Regions from separate parts of the Homo sapiens genome. Here all the other regions are linked to region 1. A link is a contact called in ENCODE Hi-C or POLR2A ChIA-PET data. All regions are on one chromosome and are shown on one strand. The core of a region is the stretch at or near the end of the contact, and the rest is flanking DNA. Distances in the headings are between cores, read along the strand shown.

Region 1 (4,824 bases), core at 1,861-4,360:
TGGGGGGAGTGGGGAGGGATAGCATTAGGAGTTATACCTAATGTTAAATGATGAGTTAATGGGTGCAGCACACCAACATGGCACATGTATACATTTCTCCGGGTGAAATTATCCTGGATTCAGGGTGGCCCTGAAATCCATCACTGATGTCATTATAAGAAGAGGAGGTGACAGAGAGAGACACAGCAAAGAAGGCTGCACGCAGACAGAGGCAGAAATTAGAGTCGTGCTGTCAGAAGCCACCGAGGCTGCAAAAGGCACAGATGGTCTCCCTGGAGCCTGCAGCAGAAGTGCGCCCTACTGGCACTGGGATTTTTGACTTCCAGCCTCCAGAACTGTGAGACACTAAATGTCTGTTGTTTGAAGCCACCTGGTTTGTGGTGCTTTCTGACAGCAGCCCTAGGGAAGCCAATACATTCCTTTGCATCTCTTCTCTACATTTGGTACTTGGTCCAGCGCTTACGGCAGAAATGCTGTTTCCTAGATATAGCTTCTCCCTCAGCTCATCCTCCCTTCTCTCATCCTCTTCCCTTCCACTTCTAAAAAGTTAGAAAAAAACATCCTCCCTCACACACTCTGAAGGGACACAAATTCTTTATTTTTAAAAAAATTTTTTTTTTTTTTTGAGACTGAATTTTGCTCTTGTTGCCCGGGCTGGAGTACAATGGCATGATCTTGGCTCACTGCAACCTCCACCTCCCAGATTCAAGCGATTCTCCTGCTTCAGCCTACCAAGTAGCTGGGATTACAGGCACGTACTAACACACCCGGCTAATTTTTGTATTTTTAGTAGAGATGGGGTTTCACAAGGTTGGCCAGGCTGGTCTTGAACTCCTGACCTCAGGTGATCCACCCACCTCGGGCTCCCAAAGTGCTGGGATTACAGGCATGAGCCACCATGCCCAGCCCAGGACACAAATTTTTATAGCCATTCATTTATAGCCATTCATTCATTCATTCACTTATAGCCATGAATACAAGTTTAAGGTTGAAAATTTAGAAATAAATTATAAAATCCACCTTACGCTCACCATATGGAAATGCATGCTGTTCATGTAGTTTGTGTGAATTCTTGTCACCTAACATTGTATCTTAGTAGTTCCCCAGGCGATACATAGAAGCCATGTCGCATTTCATTTTACGAATGTATCATTACACATTCAATAACTCTCTCACTGTTGAACCTTTGGGTTGTTTTCAGTTATTTTAAAATTTTGTATTTATAATTTTTGGTTAAAATCCTTATATAGACGTCTGTCTACATGTTTGGTTATTTCTTTGGGGTAGTCTATGAAAAAGAATGAATGCTTCAAAGATAAAAACCTTCTCCCCTCTTTGGTATGTGAAGCTAGGTTTGGTTTAGGGGGCTTGGCACCTTTAAGAGTTTACTTTCACCAGACATACATCTACCTGCTTTACACAGTGACCCAGTGAGATCGGTGCTAAGATGATGCCCATTTTACAGAGGTGCAAACTGAGACATAGGGAGGCCAGTGTCACACAGTAAGCAGGAAAGCCTGTGCAATTCCAGCCACGCAGAGTCTGGAGTAGTTGGTCCCAAACAGGGCGTGTTTGCTCCTCAGGGACACTGCTAATATCTGGAAACATTTTTGATGGTCTCAGCTGGAGAGGGTACTGCTGTTGGTATGTAGAGGGCAGAGGCCAGGGATGCTGCCAAGCACCCTACGATGCAGAGGACAGCCCCCACAACCAGGGATCACCTGGTTGAACATGACAAGGTTGCTGGGGGTAAGAGACTCTGGTCTGGAACCCCATTTTTTACCAGCGTCCGCCAATACCTCTCTCATTTTTTTACATTAGTCCTATGGGATGCAGGGCAAAGGTAACAGCAGGAAACTCATCTAAGCAGGTCCCATTCCATCCCCTCTGACCTGCTCTTGGTGGTTGCGAGAGGATTTGCTTGTGAGAGGTTTATTGGAAGAGGATTTGAGAACTTACTTTCATTTGAAAGCTTACAGGATATTTATGACAGTCTTTCCTTACCTGCCTTCCCCCACAAAACCAACTTCTGCAGATACACAATCTAAGTAAGAAAAATCTGCTTACTTTGAAAACACAGCTTCAAGATAACCTCCCTAGATTTTTTTTTTTTTTTTTGAGACCGGGTCTCACTCTGTTGCCCAGGCTGGAGTGCAGTGGTGCGATCACTGCTCACTGCATTCTTGACTTCCTGGGTTCAAGTGATCCTTCCACCTCAGCACCCTCCCAAGTAGCTGGGACTACAGGTGTGCACCATCACGCCCAGCTATTTTTTGATTTTTTGTAGAGACGGGGTCTCACTATGTTGCCCATGCTGGTCTCAAACTCTTGGGCTCAAGCAATCCGCTTGCCTTAGCCTCCCAAAATGCTGGGATTACAGGCATGAGCCACTGCGCCTGGCCTAGTCGCCCTAATATTTATCACAAACTCCCTCACCCTCTTCCCCAAACAACTTCACATAAATCTACAATCTAGAAAACTCTGTAGGTTGGCTTTGCAGTTTCTAGACAACTCACCCAGCACCTTTTTTCTTGTGAGATGACACCCCTAAACCACTCCTCTACTGAATTTCTAGGGAAACGCCTGTGGCTGATGTAATCATCTGCTTTCTAAGGGCCAGGTCCCCTCTGCCTAAGCCCTCGGATCCCCAGCAGTGGAGGGACAAATGCAACTTGGCTAGTCACATCGCATGCTTTAGCATGTTTCAATTTAACCCTGAAATGGCTGTAAGGGAGGGAAACCTACCAGGATTAACACAGGAGAAGTTAATCCTCAGACTCTCCTCAAGCTCTGGCTGGCATTTGAACCCCGCTGCTTTCACAGCAGCTCTTTTCCCTGAGTCAGGTGCCTAAAGCCAACCCCTTGGGGGCTCTGTCCTTCAGGGACCAGAGCGGCAGCCCCCTCCTCCCCCGACTTCTGCCCGCCGTCTCACCTTCTCTCCACGGAGCTCTCCTTTGTGGCCTTGGGTCCCGAGGGAGAGGAAGATCCTGAACCTCTGTCCTTGCCTCTCCGAGGTCCCCTGGTCTGGCAGGGGGCTGTGAGTGTCTGGGCTGGAGAAAGACGGATAGGAAGAGTAGGGTGGCCTTTGAACAGGAATTGATTGCAAAACTGGTTTCGGTTAAGTGCTGCAGGAGAGAAAAAGCAAAGCTCTAGGGCTCTTCCAGGAAATCATGGGCTCCAGCTGTCACTTTCAGTTTCCTTTTTGCCAGTTTCTCTAATTGGATGAACAAGGAGGTGAAAGAGCAGAATCCAAGTCAGGAGGCCTGAGTCTCTCGTCTCTGTCCTGGCTGTGTTATAGGATGGACCTATATGGGGTATGAAAATAGCTCCTGTGGCTTAGAGCTATGGTGAGGAGCCCATGAGCAAGCGATGGGGCGCCTGTTGAATAGTGGATTCACAGTAGCTGTCATCACTGATTGTTCTGAAACTGCTTTCCTCCACAGCATCTTACGTGACGCTGATGTGGGTAACAACCCTATGAGGTGCACAGCATTAAAGGGCTAATAACTCTGAATGCAGAATCCTCTGAAAATGGAAACTTTATTTTATTATTATTATTATTATTGTTTTTTGAGATGAAGTCTCGCTCTGTTGCCCAGGCTGGAGTGCAATGGCACGATCTCGGCTCACTGCAACCTCCGCCTCCTACGTTCAAGCTATTCCCCTGTCTCAGCCTCCCTAGTAGCTGAGATTACAGGCACCTGCCACCACGCCCGGCTGATTTTTGTATTTTTAGTAGAGATGGGGTTTTGCCATGTTGGCCAGGCTGGTCTCAAACTGCTGACCTCAAATGATCCATCCATCTAGGCCTCCCAAAGTGCTGGGATTACAGGCGTGAGCCACCGCACCTGGCCTCAGAATGAAAACTTAAAAAAAAATGATAATTTATTCATTTAGTGGCAAAACCTGACCTGATCTGGCATGAATTCACCTGTGGTTTTTATGTCTCCTGCTTAATTTGAATATTTACAGTCACTGCAGAAATATTAATATGTTTGACTGAGGAGGGCTGCTGCGGGTGCGTGGGTTACATAGTACACGATACCTGCACCCCATTACCTTTCTAAAAATCCCCCAAATCAGGAACTCTGACATGCATCTGGCCTCAAGGATTGGAGATATAGGATTGTGATACTCTGTCTCCCACTTTAAGGAAGAGGAAACCCAGGCTTCTAGAAGTTGTGGGTTGTTTGTGATTACACAGCTAAGAACCAGTCCTAGGCTCTGTGTCTACAAGAATGAGCCCACAGTGAGGTTACGGGCTGAGATCTGTGTCTCTCTAGCATTTGTGTCAAATTGTGATCAGAAGCCATGTGGTTTGTTTGTATTTATATGCCCAGAAGTCCCCAGTCACCACCCCTAGCTGAGACCACATTGGAGGCTGTTGCTTTGCAGAAGGTGCGGCCCACCTAGCCAGTCCTGGCTTTGCTGTGATAGAGGCCACCTCCTGTCCCTGGGCCCTACGAGCAGGAATGAGGGGTTAAGGGCTGCTGAGTTGGGTCTTGTAGGGGCCTTTCCAACCGTGGCATCCCGGATTCCACAACCCACCCCTGCTCCTGGCCTCCCACACTTGGGGAACACGCTAAACACAGCCTGACCTTGAGGAGGACTTGGCTGCCTGGCTGGGGCCGCTGAGCCATCCCAGGCCTGCCTGTTGTTTTCCCTGGCAACGGACCCAGATGTTGTGGTCACTGCTCGGTCCTGGGAGTCTCAGGGGCCAGACCGGCCATTGGATGGGGGCAGTGTTTACCACCAGGGCTCTTGTGAAACAATCGCCCCAAGAGATGCCATGTGAGAAAAATGTTCTGTAGCCAAATGCAGGAA
Region 2 (4,890 bases), core at 242-2,741, 880 kb before region 1:
ACTATCCTGGTCAGGTGTGGTGGCTCACGCCCGTAATCCCAGCACTTTGGGAGACCGAGACAGGAGGACTGCTTGAGCCCAGGAGTTTGAGACTAGCCTTGGCAACATGATGAGACTTCGTCTCCACAGAAGTTTTTTTTTTTTTTTTTAATTAGCCAGGCAGCCGGACGCAGTGGCTCACGCCTGTAATCCTAGCACTTTGGGAGGCCGAGGTGGGTAGATCACCTGAGGTCAGGAGTTCGAGACCAGCCTGGTCAGCAAGGTGAAACCCCGTCTCTACTAAAAGGAAAATTAGCCGGGCATGTTGGTACACGCCTGCAATCCCAGCTACTCGGGAGACTGAAGCAGGAGAATCACCTGAACCTGGGATGCGGAGGTTGCAGTGAACTGAGATAGCGCCACTGCACTCCACTCCAGCCTGGAAGACAGAGCAAGACTCCGTCTAAAAAAAAAAATTAGCCAGGCATGGTGGCATGCACCTGTAGCCTCAGCTGCTCCGCACGCTGAGGCGAGAGGACCACTTTAGACCAGGAGTTAAAGACCAGCCCGGGCAACATAGTGAGACGCTGTCTCTACAAAATTTTTAAAAATCATTAGCTGGCCGGGTACGGTGACTCATGCCTGTAACCCTAGCCCCAGTGGGTGGACTGTTGAGCTCAGGAGTTTGAGACCAGCCTGAGCAACATAGCAAAACCCCATCTCTACCAAAAATACAAAAATTAGGCAGGCGTGGTTGTGCGTGCCTGTGTACACCAACGACTCGGGAGGCTGAACTGGGAGGATCGCTTGTACCTGAGAAGTCGAGGGTGCAATAAGCCGTGATCCTGCCACTACATTTCAGCCTGGGCGACAGAGCGAAACCCTGTCTCAAAAAATAAATAAAAATAAATAAAAACACTGTTCCAGAAATCCCTGTCCTACAATTAAGTTTGAGAACTGCGGAAGTATGGTTTGAACTCTGGCGGTTAGAACCCTAAACTAACAGTCTGATCTAGGCAGGTCACTTGGCACTTCTGAGCCTCAGTTTCCACAACTATAAAGGCGGAGGAGTAACAATAAGGACCGCCTAAGACACCGACGGACCTCCCCTGCGCTGAGTTTCACATTAAGCAGGCAGGTAGAACAGGCGGGGAGTCGCGGGTGACGGTGGGATACATGGGGGCTGAGGCGCGCCGCGAAGCATTGTGGGACACAGAAGGGCGCCAGTCGCTCCCCGCCTCGAGCTTCGATTGCGCGGCCGCCAAGTTTCAGTGATGAACGCCCTCTTTGGGCGTCCCCGGATACCGCCTGACGTAGTGCCAATCACACCTCTCGCGTCTCGGCGCCTCGGAGGCTAATGAGGACGCCTGGCGAAACGCAGTAACGGATTTCCGGGTGGACCTTCGCTTTACGGCTCGTGAGTTCTTCCGCCCAACCCAGAGGAAGCGGGAGAGCAGTTTACGACAGCGCCGGTCGTGTTTACGGCGGCGCCCGCTGCGCGCGCATGTTTCCTCTTTTCCTGGTTTCTCAAGAGTGCTGCTGCTAACGCGGTCCCCGGCACGCACCATCTGTTGCCATCCCGGCCGGCCGAGGCCATTGCAGGTGAGCGGCGTGTTTCATAGGTTCCTGCGGCCCTCCGGAGCCGGTTCGGACTAGGTCCAGCCTTCGGGGGGCCTCCCGGAAGAGACCTCTCTTAGTCCCTTCCTGCTGTTGCCGTCCCTCCGCTGGGCGGGGCAGGAATCCACTTTCGGGGGCCCCGCGTCCCGCACGCTACTGAACGCGGGACACGACCTTGTGGGTGAGGTCCTTGGCCCTCGGCCCTGCTCAGTGCCCATGAGCTGGGTGAATTTGATTGTCACTTAACTCACCTGGGTTAAGACGGAGGGGTAACAACAAAGTCTTTCTGAAGTGGCCGAAAACTCCCTGACTTTTTGAGTGAGGTCTTAGGGGTACCAGGCTGAGCGGTGTTTGGCCCCTGTTCTTAGGAATTCACAGTGCATAGGTTATCTTTCCTTTTTTGTGAAACTGGAGGCTAGGATAGAGAAGTAGATTTGATCTCTGATCTTAAATCTACCCCACCCCCTGTTCAGCGATGGACGGCTTATGATCTGTAGTGGCCTGCCAACCACAGAGCCCCTTCTGAGTGCCCTCTTGGAACCTCCCTATCCTGCCCCTGTGACTAGTACAGCTGTTACTTCGTTTTTGCTGAGCGGCTCAGTTTCTCCTCCTGGTTCCGCTCTGCTCTTAAAAAAAAAAACATTTATTAAAGCCAGGGTATCTCATCCCTGGCTTTCCAGGGAGGTGATGCAGGTCGAGCCTCGGGCCTCTTCCCTTCTTGAGCTTCTGACAGAACCCGATTTTTTAAAGTGTGTTTTGAGACTCGTTGTCTTGGTATTATGATGTACGGTCTCAAACCCCTGATCTTTGCGGGCTGCTGCCCAGCTGTAATATAATGGAAAGAAGGCTGGACTGACAGCAGGCAACCCTGGAAATCAAATCTGTTTTGAAATGATGAGGTCAGCTGCTTGAGTAGGCTGAGCTTCAAATTTTTGCCTCTAAAGTAGGGGTGGGGGGGTGGTCAATGGTGTTAAATTATCTGGTATAGGGCCTAACACGTAGGAGCTCAGCAATATTTATTTAATACAAATTGTTCTGAGACCACCACCCTTTTTCTTCTGTCCTCTTCCTATAGTTTCTATTAGAAAGATGAAACTTCTAGGTTCATCCTGTGTTGCTGTCACCCAAATGTCATCTCTGAAGGAAGCCTCAATCTCCCCAGCATGGGGCTTTGAGGAGAGTTTACTAAGTTCAGCATACCTGTTCTTTTGATTGCTCTCCAGCCTCCAAGAAACATTTGATTTTTGTTTTTTTGAGACGGAGTCTTGCTCTGTTGCCCAGGCTGGAGTGTAATGGCAGGATCTTGGCTCACTGCAACCTCCGCCTCCTGAGTAGCTGGTATTACAGGTGCCCGCCACCACGCCCAGCTAATTTTTGTATTTTTAGTAGAGACTGGGTTTCACCATGTTGACCAGGCTGGTCTCGAACTGCTGACCTCGTGATCCGCCCACCTCGGCCTCTCAAAGTGCTGGGATTACAGGCGTGAGCCACCGCGCCCGGCCTCCAAGAAATACTTGTGTAGTGAATTTTCCTCTAGGAACTCGCCTTCTAAGCATTTTCAGAAGGTTACAACGGAAGATAAATGCATAGGTTTTTTTATAGAAGTGTCGGGCAGCCATCTGCTATACAGCGCCGGTTTTTTAATTCCCAAGAGGGCTATAGCATTATGCAGAGTGCAGACTCTGGGGTCAGACTGCTTTGGTTCACGTTTTTCATCCACTAGCATTTCAACTTTGGGCAATTTCTTCATTTCTCTGTGCTTTGGTTTTCTTATCTGGAGAGTGCGGATAACATTGGCTCCTACCTCACAGGATTGTTGGCAGGACTGTATGAATGAATGAGTGGTAAACAGTAAGAACAGTGCCTGGCAGTATTCATGAACATTTAACATGGCAACTTTGGGCCTGAGGTCTGTGGGGACCTCCTTGGCCCTCTGGCAGTTCTTCTGCCTGGCTTTATGTCCGCTTGCACTGCACACAGGATTTGCGTTGATGGCAGAAAATTGAAACAATGAGAAAGGAAAATTGAATTTCAGGATATACTTAAAGATCTTTTTTTCTCAGCACTCTATATACATAAATGCACTTTTGCAAGTCTGAATACTTGTGTGGCATTATACAAAGTGCTTAGAACAAGGATCTTGTTTATTTTGCAGATGGAAAAGACTAAGGTGGCTGGACGTGGTGGCTCACGCCTGTAATCCCAGCACTTTGGGAGGTCGAGGCGGGAGGATCATTTGAGGTCAGGAGTTCAAGACTAGCCTGGACAACATGGTGAAACCCTGTCTCCACTAAAAACACAGAAAATAGCCAGGCGGCGCTTGCCTGTAATCCCAGCTACTCAGGAGGCTGAGGCAGGAGAATCGCTTGAACTCGGAAGGCGGAAGTTGCACGCCACTGCACCCCAGCATGGGTGACAAAGTGAGACTCTGTCTCAAAAAAAAAAAAGAAAGAAAGAAAAGACTACTAAGTCTTAGGGAAGTTGAGTTTGTATGAATTGGTGAAGGTATATCTCAGAACCAAAACAAGGTTACTATATTTGAAAAAACATTAGGACATTTTATCAAATCTGACACCATTAAATTTTTTTAAACACTTATGTAACACAGAAAAAGAAAAACTACCAATCAATACAACACCCTGTCAAACACAAGGTGCAGCCTCATTTTAAAGATGTTACAGTAAAAAGAGAGTGTCGTGGAATTAATGAAATATGAAAAATCAGTTTTGTTTGCATTCTTCTCAGTTTTAAGTACATATTCACAGTATAATTAACAAAAACAGTAGTAGTCGCTCAACAGTTGAGGGTTCCATTTTGCGTGTTGCTTTTTGAGTTCTATCATTTATGTCTTTGCTTACTTCATATGGAGGGTGTTTTGTACTCTGAGGCCTTCGTTCATGCCGCTACTCACATGATTTATATTTTTCAGATTTTGGAAGATGGCAAAGTTCATGACACCCGTGATCCAGGACAACCCCTCAGGCTGGGGTCCCTGTGCGGTTCCCGAGCAGTTTCGGGATATGCCCTACCAGCCGTTCAGCAAAGGAGATCGGCTAGGAAAGGTACATGCCTGTCAGCAGGAGTCTGAATCTTTGCAGCTGTGGCTGCTACTCTCGAGTCCCTGTTTAGATTTTATTGTCTCAAAATCTTAACTCCTGAATTTCTTATAGGGATGCCAGCTGAGAAAGGTTATCTCTGGGTGTAGTCATAGAAGAGCTGGGCACTTACAGAGGTGTTGTGAACAAATTCTGAGACTCTTCCACGCTGTCCTCTCGCGCTCAGGGATTTCTGGTT
Region 3 (5,240 bases), core at 2,048-4,547, 720 kb before region 1:
CAAAATTGTAAGCAGAATGGAGACTGTGTGTGTTCTGAGTTACTACTATAATGCAAAGTTCCTATGTTTCATTGGTCGCCAGAATTCATATTTTAATGACCCTCTTATGTCCACTGAGGAGAGGGACCATTTTTCATGTTGCCAGAAAGTTCCACGAGTTTTATTGAGTCTTGGAAATTCATTCAGCAAATGTATCCAGTACATCTATTCTAGATCTAGGCCAGAAACTGCCCGCTGGTCAGGATGCAGATGAACAAGAGGTCCCAGGCCCTGTCCTGGAGGGGGCTCGCAGCGTAGACCTAGGAACATGCCACTTCACTCTGGTGTGGTTGTGATTGAAGGGGCTGAGGAGGTGGGGGCTGCTTGGATGCCCAATTCCAGTCAATTCCAGCCGATGGAAAACAGGTAAAACCACTTTGTCAGTAGTGGTGAGAAGGCTTAGAAACAAGGGAGCTGGGAGATCTGTCCGGGCTTTTGGAGGAAGCTCTTCAACCTGTTCACCCCGCCTCCGCCGTTGTGTCACTTCCAAGGCCCCTGGCCAGAAAACCCACTGGGAGGAAGTGAGGGAGAGAAGAAGTCTCCAAGGGACCATGACAACAGGGAGGCTTGGGAAATAGCCCCCGGCCCTTCTGAGGGAGACCCTACCGAGGGTGGCAGTGGAGCAGGGGCAGCTGAGGGCAGGGGCAGGGGGAGGATAGTGGGGTGGAGTGGTCTTCCAAAGTCGGAAGGCCATTGGCAGGAGACTTGGGCTCTGCTGAGGCCCCTGCCTTTTCCAGGATGGTGTGAGAATGGTAGCAACAAGTTGCAACAGTTTAGTTTTGTTGTAAAGAGGAAGTTTCAGAATCCTAGTGGCTACTTTTGAGCAGACAGATGTTTGTAAAGAGAGAGTATTTGGGGGTGGGCCTAAGGGGAGAAGATGGGTGGTCAAGGGGCTAGAAATTGGAATGCAAGGGCTGCCTTTGCTCCCGTATTTCCTTTCATTCCAGAGAAAGGCTTCCTCTGCCAGGTGTTGTGGCTGCCTCTTTCGGCCTCCAAGGCCCCTGTTCCCCAACCCCGGCTCCCCACTCAAGTCCCGCTGACCTGAATTCTGCTGTCTTCCTAGACAGCAGGAGAGAAGTCGTTTGCTTATGGGAAAGTTTCCAAAGTCTTGTTGCTCCCCACCCCACCGAGGGCACGAACAGGGCTGGGGGCCCAGGTGGTCACAGTGGCCACCGCTGCCCTTGTGTGTTGCAGATTTGCCGAGCTCCTTGCGTCCTCCCCTCCAGCCTGCTCTTGGGACCTGGATCAGCACCAGGCCTCTCGGGTTTGAGGTTTCACTGGGACAGCTCTGTCACAGTCCTTAATACCTCCCATGATTAAATACAAACTCAGCAAAAACACAATCTAAACCTTAACCTAACTTTTTTTTTTTATTACCTGTCATTTTTTTTTTTTTTTTGAGAGACAGGGTCTCACTCTTTCTTTTGCCCAGGCTGGAGTGCAGTGGCACAATCATAGCTTATTGCAGCCTCAACCTCCTGGGCTCAAGTGATCCTCCCACCTCAGCCTCCCAAGTAGCTGTGACTACAGGTGCACACCACCACACCTGGCTGATTTTAAAATGTTTTGGTAGAGATGGGATCTTGCTATGTTACCCAGGCTGGTCTTGAACACCTGGGTTCAAGTGATCCTCCTGCCTTGACCTTCAAAAGTGCTGGGATTACAGATGTGAGCCACTGCACGTGGTCTGAATTTATACTATTTAAAATTATTTAGTAGCTGTTATATTGGAGGAAGGAGAGGTGGATACAAGGAATAGAGAAAGCAACAGGAAGTGGGGTGTGGGGCAGGGAGTGGGTGACTTCAGAAGCAGCTGCTGGGTTTACATTTCATTTTCATTCAATTTATTTGTTCATTAAATACATATCAGTTGCTAGAGACTGTTCTAGGTTCTGGGGACACATCATTGATTAAGGCAACTGAAGTCCCTGCAGTTTACTCTCTAGTGGCGGAAACAAACAATAATCAAACATACTTACTAGGAAAGTCAAGACAGTAAGAGCTGTAGAGAGCCCAAGCAGATGAGGGGGTATGTTGAGAGGTACTAAATTGCTCAGGCAGCTGGGTGTGGTGGCTTACGCCTGTAATCCCAGCACTTTGGGAGGCCGAGGCGGGCGGATCACCTGAGGTCAGGAGTTCGAGACCAGCCAGGCCAACATGGTGAAACCGTCTCTACTAAAAATACAAAAATTAGCCAGGCATGGTGGTGGGCACCTGTAATCCCAGCTACTTGGGAGGCTGAGGCAGGAAGAATCGCATGAACCTGGGAGGCAGAGGTTGCAGTGAGCCGAGATGGCGCCATTGCACTCCAGCCTGGGCAACAAGAGTGAAACCCTTTCTCAAAATAAAAATACGAATAAAAAAAAATTGCTCAGGCTGCTATGATGAAGTACAAGATTGTGTGGTTAAGCAGCAGACATTTATCCCCTCAGTTCTGGAGGCTGGAAATGCAAGATCAAGGTGTGGACAGGCTTGGTTTCCTTTGAGCCCTCTCTCCTTGGCTCATAGATGGCCGTCTGCCAACTGTGTCCTCACATGGTCTTCGCTCTGTGCACGCACACGCCTGGTGTCTCTTCCTCGTCTTATAAGGACACCAGCCATGGGATTAGGGCCTACCCGAAGGACCTCATTTTAACTTAATTACCTCTTCCAAGGCCCTGTCCTCAAATACCAGTCACATTCTGCGGTACTGGGAGTTAGGGCTCCAACATAATGGATATTTTTGGGAGGGACACAATTCAATCTGTAACAGGGAAGAAGGGAGTAGGGGAGTGTGTTTGTGTCAGCAGAGGGTTCTCTGATCCAGGGACATTCTGTGGATGCCTTCAGATCTGGGGGAGGAGCCCTCCAGGACGGTGCTCTACCGGTTGTTTAATTGCTTTGAGCTCCAGTTTCTGTATCTGTAAATTCTGGTTCATAGAACTATCTGTTAGTGTTCTCTGGGTAGCTAAAGTATGAAATGCTCTCAGCAGTGTCTAGTTCATGATGGACTCCCGATAAGTATCAATGCCCCTCCTGCCCTTCTTCCCACCCCCCACTGCCCACCCCTGGTTCACCAGCGCTTTTTCCTTTTGTCCCACTTTGCTCTCTGCTCCGGGCTTCTACTTCTGATCAAAACACTTGAGAACTGGGTGGGGGCTGCCCTGGCTGCTCCCAGCTCCCAGGCTGCCCTGCCTTCTGCCCAGTGCCTGTGAGCCAATTGTTCTTGGAGGTGGCTCCTCCCCTCTGTTAAGTCATAAGCACTTTTGACACCGGTAAGGAGGAACTGTTGTAGAAAGCTGGTGCAGGACTATAACCTAAACTCCCAGGTACTGGCCCGAGTGTTGGATGGCTGCGGTTCGAGCGTGCGTTGCCAAATGCTTCGCTTATGCCACTGTTCCCAGCGGACTGCTTCATGTCTTAGCAATTCTCTGTGCTGGCTTATGTGCTGGTCTTGCTTCCCCTTTTAGAGGCCTTGTCGCCAGGACCCTTGCATGGTGCCTTGCCCATGGTGAGCACTTGATACATGCTTGAGAAACAGGTGAGGATATTCATACTAGAATGTGGGTGGCACAGACCCTGATGTCCTGGGTAGATGGCTTTATTTCTTTGGCTTCTGAGCCTCACCAGCATGATGGGCGTGTGTCTGGTGCTTAGGTAAATAGGCAGGCACTCTGGACTCAGACCATCTGCCCTAATCTTGGTTCTCCCACCTGCAGGCCCTTTGACCTTGAGTGAGTCATACAATCTTTCTTTGTGCCTCAGTTTTCCTTATCTGTGGAATGAGGAAAATAAATGCCACAGAGGGTTTTGATGCTAATAAAGTATAGCTTTATTGTTTATATGTTTTATCTGTCCACAATTTATCTGGCACAGTGCCAGGTGATATATTTTTATCTGTTTAAAAATTTCAGTCTATTTTTTATATCACGTTACAAAGGTTAAAGTCACTTTCAAGTTATTGCAACAAAAGTCTCTCAATCCCATGAAGGTGGCAGTATTAGTGTTCCTATTTTGTAGCTGGGAATGTTGAGAGTCCAAGAAAACCTACGTGACTAGCCCCAGGTAGCAAGTGAATGATCTAAAATCCTCTCCCAGCTCCTCATTTTCAGGCCAGTTATTTTCCATATCTACTTCCATCGCCTCTCCTGCCTTCTCATCCCACTTCAACCACTATGTGGACAATAGTTGTGAAATTGGGTTTTTGTAGACTTCCACACATAGCCTCACAGTGGTGGTTGCTGGGTCGCGTTACCTAGTTGGCTTTATGGCACCAGCTGTAAATTACAGCCCTCCCTGTTCCATCCTAAGAGACCTGTCGGGTAGACAGCAGGTGAAGGCTGGCAGGCTGGTGTGAGGTCTGGTTAGCCTGGTCCTTGTGGGGAACCTGGGTTTTTGCTGTCCTCCCTCTGAAGAATGGATACCGCCCCCTCGTACCTTCCTAGCCCACCAGCATGCTGTTCTCAGCCCGCCTTCTGCCCAGAGCCGGCCTGCCGCCCACTGTTTCCTGCCTTTGCCAGGGCGAGGGGGAGGTGGGTATATAATGCCAAATGCTCATGAAAAACGCCTCATCATGAGATTAATTACTTGCTGCCGAGCACTGTGGAATTCACGAGTCTCCATCAGCACCTCAACGTCTTCCCCTGAACTCTACCTGGGGTTAGTTCTGTGGACTCTCTGGCTAGAACTTTAAACCTATGTTAGACAGAAAGAAATAGATAGTGGCCACCAGTACGATGCTGAAGATCAGTCTGGCAAAATCCCTCCTGCCATTGACTAGCTGTGTGTCCTGGAGGCTTGATGTCCTCAAAGTGGGGACGCTAGGCTGAGGGCGCTTTCTGGTTGTGAGGCCTGGGTGTGCTGACCTGTGCAGTATCATACACCTTGGAGGACCAGCGTGGTACAGAGGGGCTGCAGAGGGGTGGGTCTCTTCCCTTTTAATACAGGTCACAGGCTTTAATGACCCTTAGGTTGAAATTAGAGCCCCCCCACCCCCACCCCCTTGCCTTACTTCTGGCTTTTACACAAGAATCTGAAGAATGTGATGCTCTATCGCGGACGGGGCAGGCTTCGCAGGCTCTTCCGGGCTTTGCAGGGCAGCCTTTGTTGTGCTGCAGGACCTGGGGCATTCCGAATTGGTTGTGGTTGGGAGTCAGAGACAACTCCAGGCTTATTAAATTCCTGGCTGTTTAGGGCGATATAGACAGCTGGGAGGGGTAAGG
Region 4 (4,697 bases), core at 1,635-4,134, 740 kb before region 1:
ACAGGGTCTTGCTTTGTTGACCAGGCTGGAGTGCAGTGGCATGCTCACAGCTCATTGCAGCCTCAAACTCCTGGGCTCAAGCAATCCTCCCACCTCAGCCTCCTGAGTAGCTAGGACTGCAGGCAAGTACTACCATGCCCAACTAAGTGTGTATGTATATTATAGGCGTGAGCGACCACACCAGGACAAAATCATGTTGTAACAGCATTCTATAAATTTGCTCTTCCTCACTTAGTAGATTTTCTTTTTCTTTTCTTTTTTGAGGCAAGGTCTTACTCTGTTGCCCAGGCTGGAGTGCAGTGGCACGATCAAGGCTCACTGTAGTCTCAACCTCCCAGGCTCAAGCAATCCTCCCAGCTAAGCCTCCTGGGTAGCTGGGAATACAGATGTGCGCCACCATGGCAGTCTAGTTTTTGTATTTTTTGTAGAGATGGGATTTTGCGATGTTACCCAGGATGGTCTTGAACTCCTGGGCTCAAGCAATCCTCCCACCTTACCTCCCAAAGTGCTGGGACTACAGGCATGAGCCACTGCGTCTGGCCACTTAGTATATTTTCAATCAGCAAATACAAATCTACATAAAAATTTTAATGACTTTTTTTGTACTTTTCGACATATGACTATATCACAATGTATTCAATCTTGTAATATATTGTACATTTATTTCTAACATTTAGTGACTATAAACAATGTTGCAAAGAACTTTTTTTTTTTTTTTTTTTTTTTTTTTTTTGAGACGGAGTCTCGCTCTGTCGCCCAGGCTGGAGTGCAGTGGCGGGATCTCGGCTCACTGTAAGCTCCGCCTCTCGGGTTCACGCCATTCTCCTGCCTCAGCCTCCCAAGTAGCTGGGACTACAGGCGCCCGCCACTACGCCCGGCTATTTTTTGTAGTTTTAGTAGAGACGGGGTTTCACCGTTTTAGCCGGGATGGTCTCGATCTCCTGACCTCGTGATCCGCCCGCCTCGGCCTCCCAAAGTGCTGGGATTACAGGCGTGAGCCACCGCGCCCGGCTGCAAAGAACTTTAAAGTTCATATCTGTGTACTTTTCTAATGTCTTTTAAGATGAATTCTCAGATAGAATTGATCAATTTACTTTCTCATCTGTATCTATAAACCTGACCAATATTGAGCATTTTTTTTTTAATTAGGTGAAAATGGCATTTTATGTTGTTTTGTTTGCATTTCTTATGGCTTTTTAAAAATAATTATTGGCCATTTATAATTCTTCTTTAAAATCACCTGTTCCTGTTTTTGGCCATTTTTATTTTGGAGTCTTTGAGGTTTTTCTTTTTCTTTTTCTTTGTTTTTTTTTTTTTTGAGGCGGAGTTATGCTCTTGTTGCCCAGGCTAGAGTGCAGTGGTACGATCTCTGCTCACTGCAACCTCCGCCTCCCGGGTTCAAGCGATTCTCCTGCCTCAGCCTCCTGAGTAACTGGGATTACAAGCATGGGCCACCATGCCCGGCTAATTATTTTGTATTTTTAGTAGAGACGGGGTTTCTCCACGTTGGTCAGGCTGCCCTTGAACTCCCAACCTCAGGTGATCCGCCCGCCTCGGCCTCCCAAAATGTTGGGATTACAGGCATGAGCCACGCGCCCGGCCGAGGTTTTTCTTATCAACTGGGAAGAGATCTTTATATATTGCTGATAGTAATTTGTCACAGAGTTGCAAAATCTTTTTTTCCCAGCTTTCTTTTGCCTTTAGAACATAGCTTTTTTCTGAAGTTAATTTGGAAGAATAGTCATGATAGCAAGCACATTCCAGTAAGAAAGAGTAATGATGAGAAATTTGCCCTCATAGATATAGAATGTATTATAAAGGTATCTTCATTAAAGCATGGTGGGATTGGCACAGGTGCACACAGAGAGATCAATGTATACAAGTCAGAAACAGCTTCAAGTATAATAGTTCTATAGGCGATGAAGGTGCCAACTAAAATCAGTGGAGAAAACAGTGTTTGGACAAGTGGCTATTACAAAAATTATCTTAGGTTTCTTCCTTACCCCAAAAATAAATTCCAAATGGATCAAAAGATTTTTCATTTAAAAATGAAAACATTTTTTATCCTCTTGTAGTGGACAGTAACAAAAAAAAAGTGCAATTTGTAACAAGTACCTGAAAGGATGTATGCGAGTTAATGACATGGAGGTGAAGAGAGGCTCGGAAGGGTATTCCAGGTGGAGAGAACGGCCAGAGCGAAGGTTTGGAGGCTGAAAGGCAGCAACGTGCGGATCCTAAAGAGGCAGGGTCAGGAATCGAACTCAAGACGCTCACAATGGAATCCAGGGCTGAGTCCATGCCCGCCCCCACAGGGATCATAATTATGTAAAATAGCATTTTTCCCATATATGGTACTTAATATCTGTCCTTGTGGTGGGATGACATGAGACTGAGAGCACAGCTCGCGGGGCGGGGTGTCAGAGTTCCAGACCTTCCCAGTCGGCTCCCGCAGGGCCTCGCCCCGGCCCAGGCAAGGCACCAAAACCCCGGCCCGGAGCTCTCCGCGCCCCGAGTCGCCGCCTCCTGATTGGATTCCCCCTGTGTCAATCCTTGTCCTAGAACCTGGCTGTCCGTTGGACCCGCCCTAGAGGGCGGGGCTCCCGCCTAGGAAGCGCGGGGGAAGGTGGAGCGGGTGGAGGTGGGGCGGAAAGAGGATGTTGAATCCCCACCCATCTGGCCGCAGAGGCTCCGCCCACCCCCTTTCCACAGGCCAATACGTCTGCCCATCAAGGCCAGGCGCGGCCTGCAGTGGGTGTAGCAGGAAGGGGGCGGGATTGTGCCCCAGGCTCCGCCCCGGAGCCGGCTCCCGGCTGGGAATGGTCCCGCGGCTCCGAGGGCGGGGCGGGAAGGCGGCGAGGAGCCGAGCTGGGTGCGGTGAGGCGCGCAGATCACCGCGGTTCCTGGGCAGGGCACGGAAGGCTAAGCAAGGCTGACCTGCTGCAGCTCCCGCCTCGTGCGCTCGCCCCACCCGGCCGCCGCCCGAGCGCTCGAGAAAGTCCTCTCGGGAGAAGCAGCGCCTGTTCCCGGGGCAGATCCAGGTTCAGGTGAGCGAGCCCCACCGCGGTCCCGCCCCGGGCAGGCGGCGGCGGGCGGGCGGGGGCGAGACGCGCTGCCGCCAGGCCGACTGGTGGTTCTTGGGCTCAGTGCGGCCCGCCACCCGCGCGGGCGGGGGCGAACGCCGGCGGCTCAGGGCCCGGCACCGCATCCTTCCCAGGGGGACCGGGACCCCCACGCGGGCGCTCGGGGAGGGCGCCGGCAGCAGCGAGGCCTAGGGGTGCAGGGGCGGCCTCGGGACCCGGCGCTCCCCGGCGCCCCCCGTGTCCCCCGGCGCGGTCTCAGGACTGGGCACTGGAGCCGACCTCCCCCAGCCGCTGGGGCACGCGCCCCGCCCTCGCCTCGCCCAGGCCCGACTCGGGCAAACTTTTTAACCCCTTCCGGGAGCCGCGGCCCCTGGGACGCAGCCTCACGGGTTGGGAGCCCGGGGCAGCCGCTCCCGTGGAAGTTTCTGGCGTCTGAGGCACGGAGGTAACGGGCAGCGGGCACCGTTTGGCAGCTGTCAGGGCGTCCTCCTGAGTCAGAGTCGGACCGTCCCGCTGCAGACCTTGCACCCGGCCCGGTTTCCGCCTCCGCGGCCGACTTCCTCATTCGCCCGCTGCCGTCGGACTGGTCGGGGAGGGCCCGGGGGAGGTGCGGCGGCTGCCCGGACAAGGGGGACCCGGCGGGGACCCGGGCGCGAGACAGGAAGGGCCACCCCCAGTCCCTGCTCCAGCCCTCGACCTCCGACTTCTGATCCTCGGGGGAGGGAGGCCCGGAATGCAGCAGCCGTCGGGGCCGCCCAGGCGTGCACCTGATTCCACCGCACCCAGGGGCCATCCCGTCTGGGCGGGGTGCGGGGGCAGCTAGCTCTGCCGTTACGAGCAGGCCTGGGCGATTGCATCTTTCCTGTTTGAGCCAAATCGGAGTTTTCTATTCTCCACTCCACGCACCCGCTTCCCTGTGCTGGGGTCCTCACCCCATCCTGTTCTGGGGCCACGCACAGGAGACAGGACTGCGGCACCCTCATTCTCCAGGGAAGCCCCGCTGTTTCAAACTGAGACTCAGCACCCCCAGCACTAGCTTGCCGGCTGTCCTGTGGTGGGGGGCAGGGTGAGCGCACGGCCCCACCCAGCCGGTGTGGAGAGAAGACTCCTTGGGAAGTCCCAGGTCGTAGAGGCAGGCGGCTGTCTCCACCGGGCAGTTGAGAGGCCCAGCCACTTCTCGGTTCACTGCGCCCTTTTCTGGGTTTAACAGGATTTCAAAGTGACTGATGAGTAACCGTGGAAAGGGAAGAGAGCCTTAGCTCCTTCTCCGTGCAGCGCAGCACTGTGGCCATTCTAACTACACTGTCTGGGCCAGTGTTTGGCTCACCTGATGGCTTAGGAGTCCCTTTTTGGTAAGGAGGGAGGCCTTTTGAGACAATCACTCAATTAATAATAGTCAGTTTATATACAAGGCTGCTATGTGTGGGGGAAGGGGACACAGATGTGTAATTGAGCAAATATTTAACTGCCCTCTCTGTGCCAGGGACTCTGCCAGGTGGTGGGGGGGTGGGAGGTTGAGTAAGACCTGGCCCGTGCCCATGGGCACTTAGGGGAGAACTGAGACAAATCTGTAGATGAGTCTAACGTGAGGTAGAGATGACAGGGACCCCGGAAAGG

What was found. Hi-C counts contacts between places; a loop is a spot of excess contacts on that map. ChIA-PET counts read pairs that join two places held with the same protein, here RNA polymerase II (POLR2A). Pooled maps may share reads with other maps.
Region 2: a map of CD8-positive, alpha-beta T cell shows a loop between it and region 1 (22-fold over the local background). The contact joins the promoter of EIF3D here to the promoter of APOL6 in region 1. A Hi-C loop is called at or near these places in 2 of 168 maps with a recorded cell type or tissue (CD8-positive, alpha-beta T cell and naive thymus-derived CD4-positive, alpha-beta T cell) and 9 of 50 pooled maps. POLR2A ChIA-PET finds 5 or more read pairs at or near these places in 2 of 52 experiments (CD4-positive, alpha-beta T cell and activated T-cell).
Region 3: a loop to region 1 is called in a pooled map, with 2.3 times the contacts of the local background. The contact joins the enhancer-like site here to the promoter of APOL6 in region 1. A Hi-C loop is called at or near these places in 1 of 168 maps with a recorded cell type or tissue (posterior cingulate gyrus) and 1 of 50 pooled maps. POLR2A ChIA-PET finds 5 or more read pairs at or near these places in 1 of 52 experiments (A673).
Region 4: a pooled map shows a loop between it and region 1 (7-fold over the local background). The contact joins the promoter of MYH9 here to the promoter of APOL6 in region 1. A Hi-C loop is called at or near these places in 5 of 50 pooled maps. POLR2A ChIA-PET finds 5 or more read pairs at or near these places in 4 of 52 experiments (A673, CD4-positive, alpha-beta T cell, activated CD4-positive, alpha-beta T cell and 1 more).

The regions. Positions count from the first base shown.
Region 1 is chr22:35,646,732-35,651,555 of GRCh38, reverse strand. It overlaps APOL6 (apolipoprotein L6), which reads right to left and starts at 3,110. Exons shown (of 3, transcript NM_030641.4): 1 at 2,933-3,110. RefSeq lists an enhancer at 3,106-3,405.
Region 2 is chr22:36,525,767-36,530,656 of GRCh38, reverse strand. It overlaps EIF3D (eukaryotic translation initiation factor 3 subunit D), which reads left to right and starts at 1,491. Exons shown (of 15, transcript NM_003753.4): 1 at 1,491-1,581; 2 at 4,526-4,658. The coding sequence starts at 4,536. RefSeq lists enhancers at 1,221-1,620, 1,931-1,980.
Region 3 is chr22:36,368,693-36,373,932 of GRCh38, reverse strand. The region is part of intron 1 of MYH9 (myosin heavy chain 9); the gene reads left to right. Among named protein-coding and RNA genes, the nearest start is that of MYH9, 17 kb to the left of the region's middle. RefSeq lists an enhancer at 4,573-4,662 and a silencer at 4,975-5,240. Within about 2 kb of position 3,297, at least 35 of the 41 ENCODE cell types and tissues checked have a DNase peak (open chromatin) inside an H3K27ac peak, as active enhancers do; they include A673, where a contact is called at or near this core.
Region 4 is chr22:36,386,154-36,390,850 of GRCh38, reverse strand. It overlaps MYH9 (myosin heavy chain 9), which reads left to right and starts at 2,884. Exons shown (of 41, transcript NM_002473.6): 1 at 2,884-3,044. It overlaps MYH9-DT (MYH9 divergent transcript), which reads right to left and starts at 2,257. Exons shown (of 3, transcript NR_183573.1): 1 at 2,116-2,257. RefSeq lists enhancers at 2,573-2,867, 4,491-4,540, 4,298-4,697 and silencers at 2,661-3,240, 3,271-3,350, 3,631-3,860.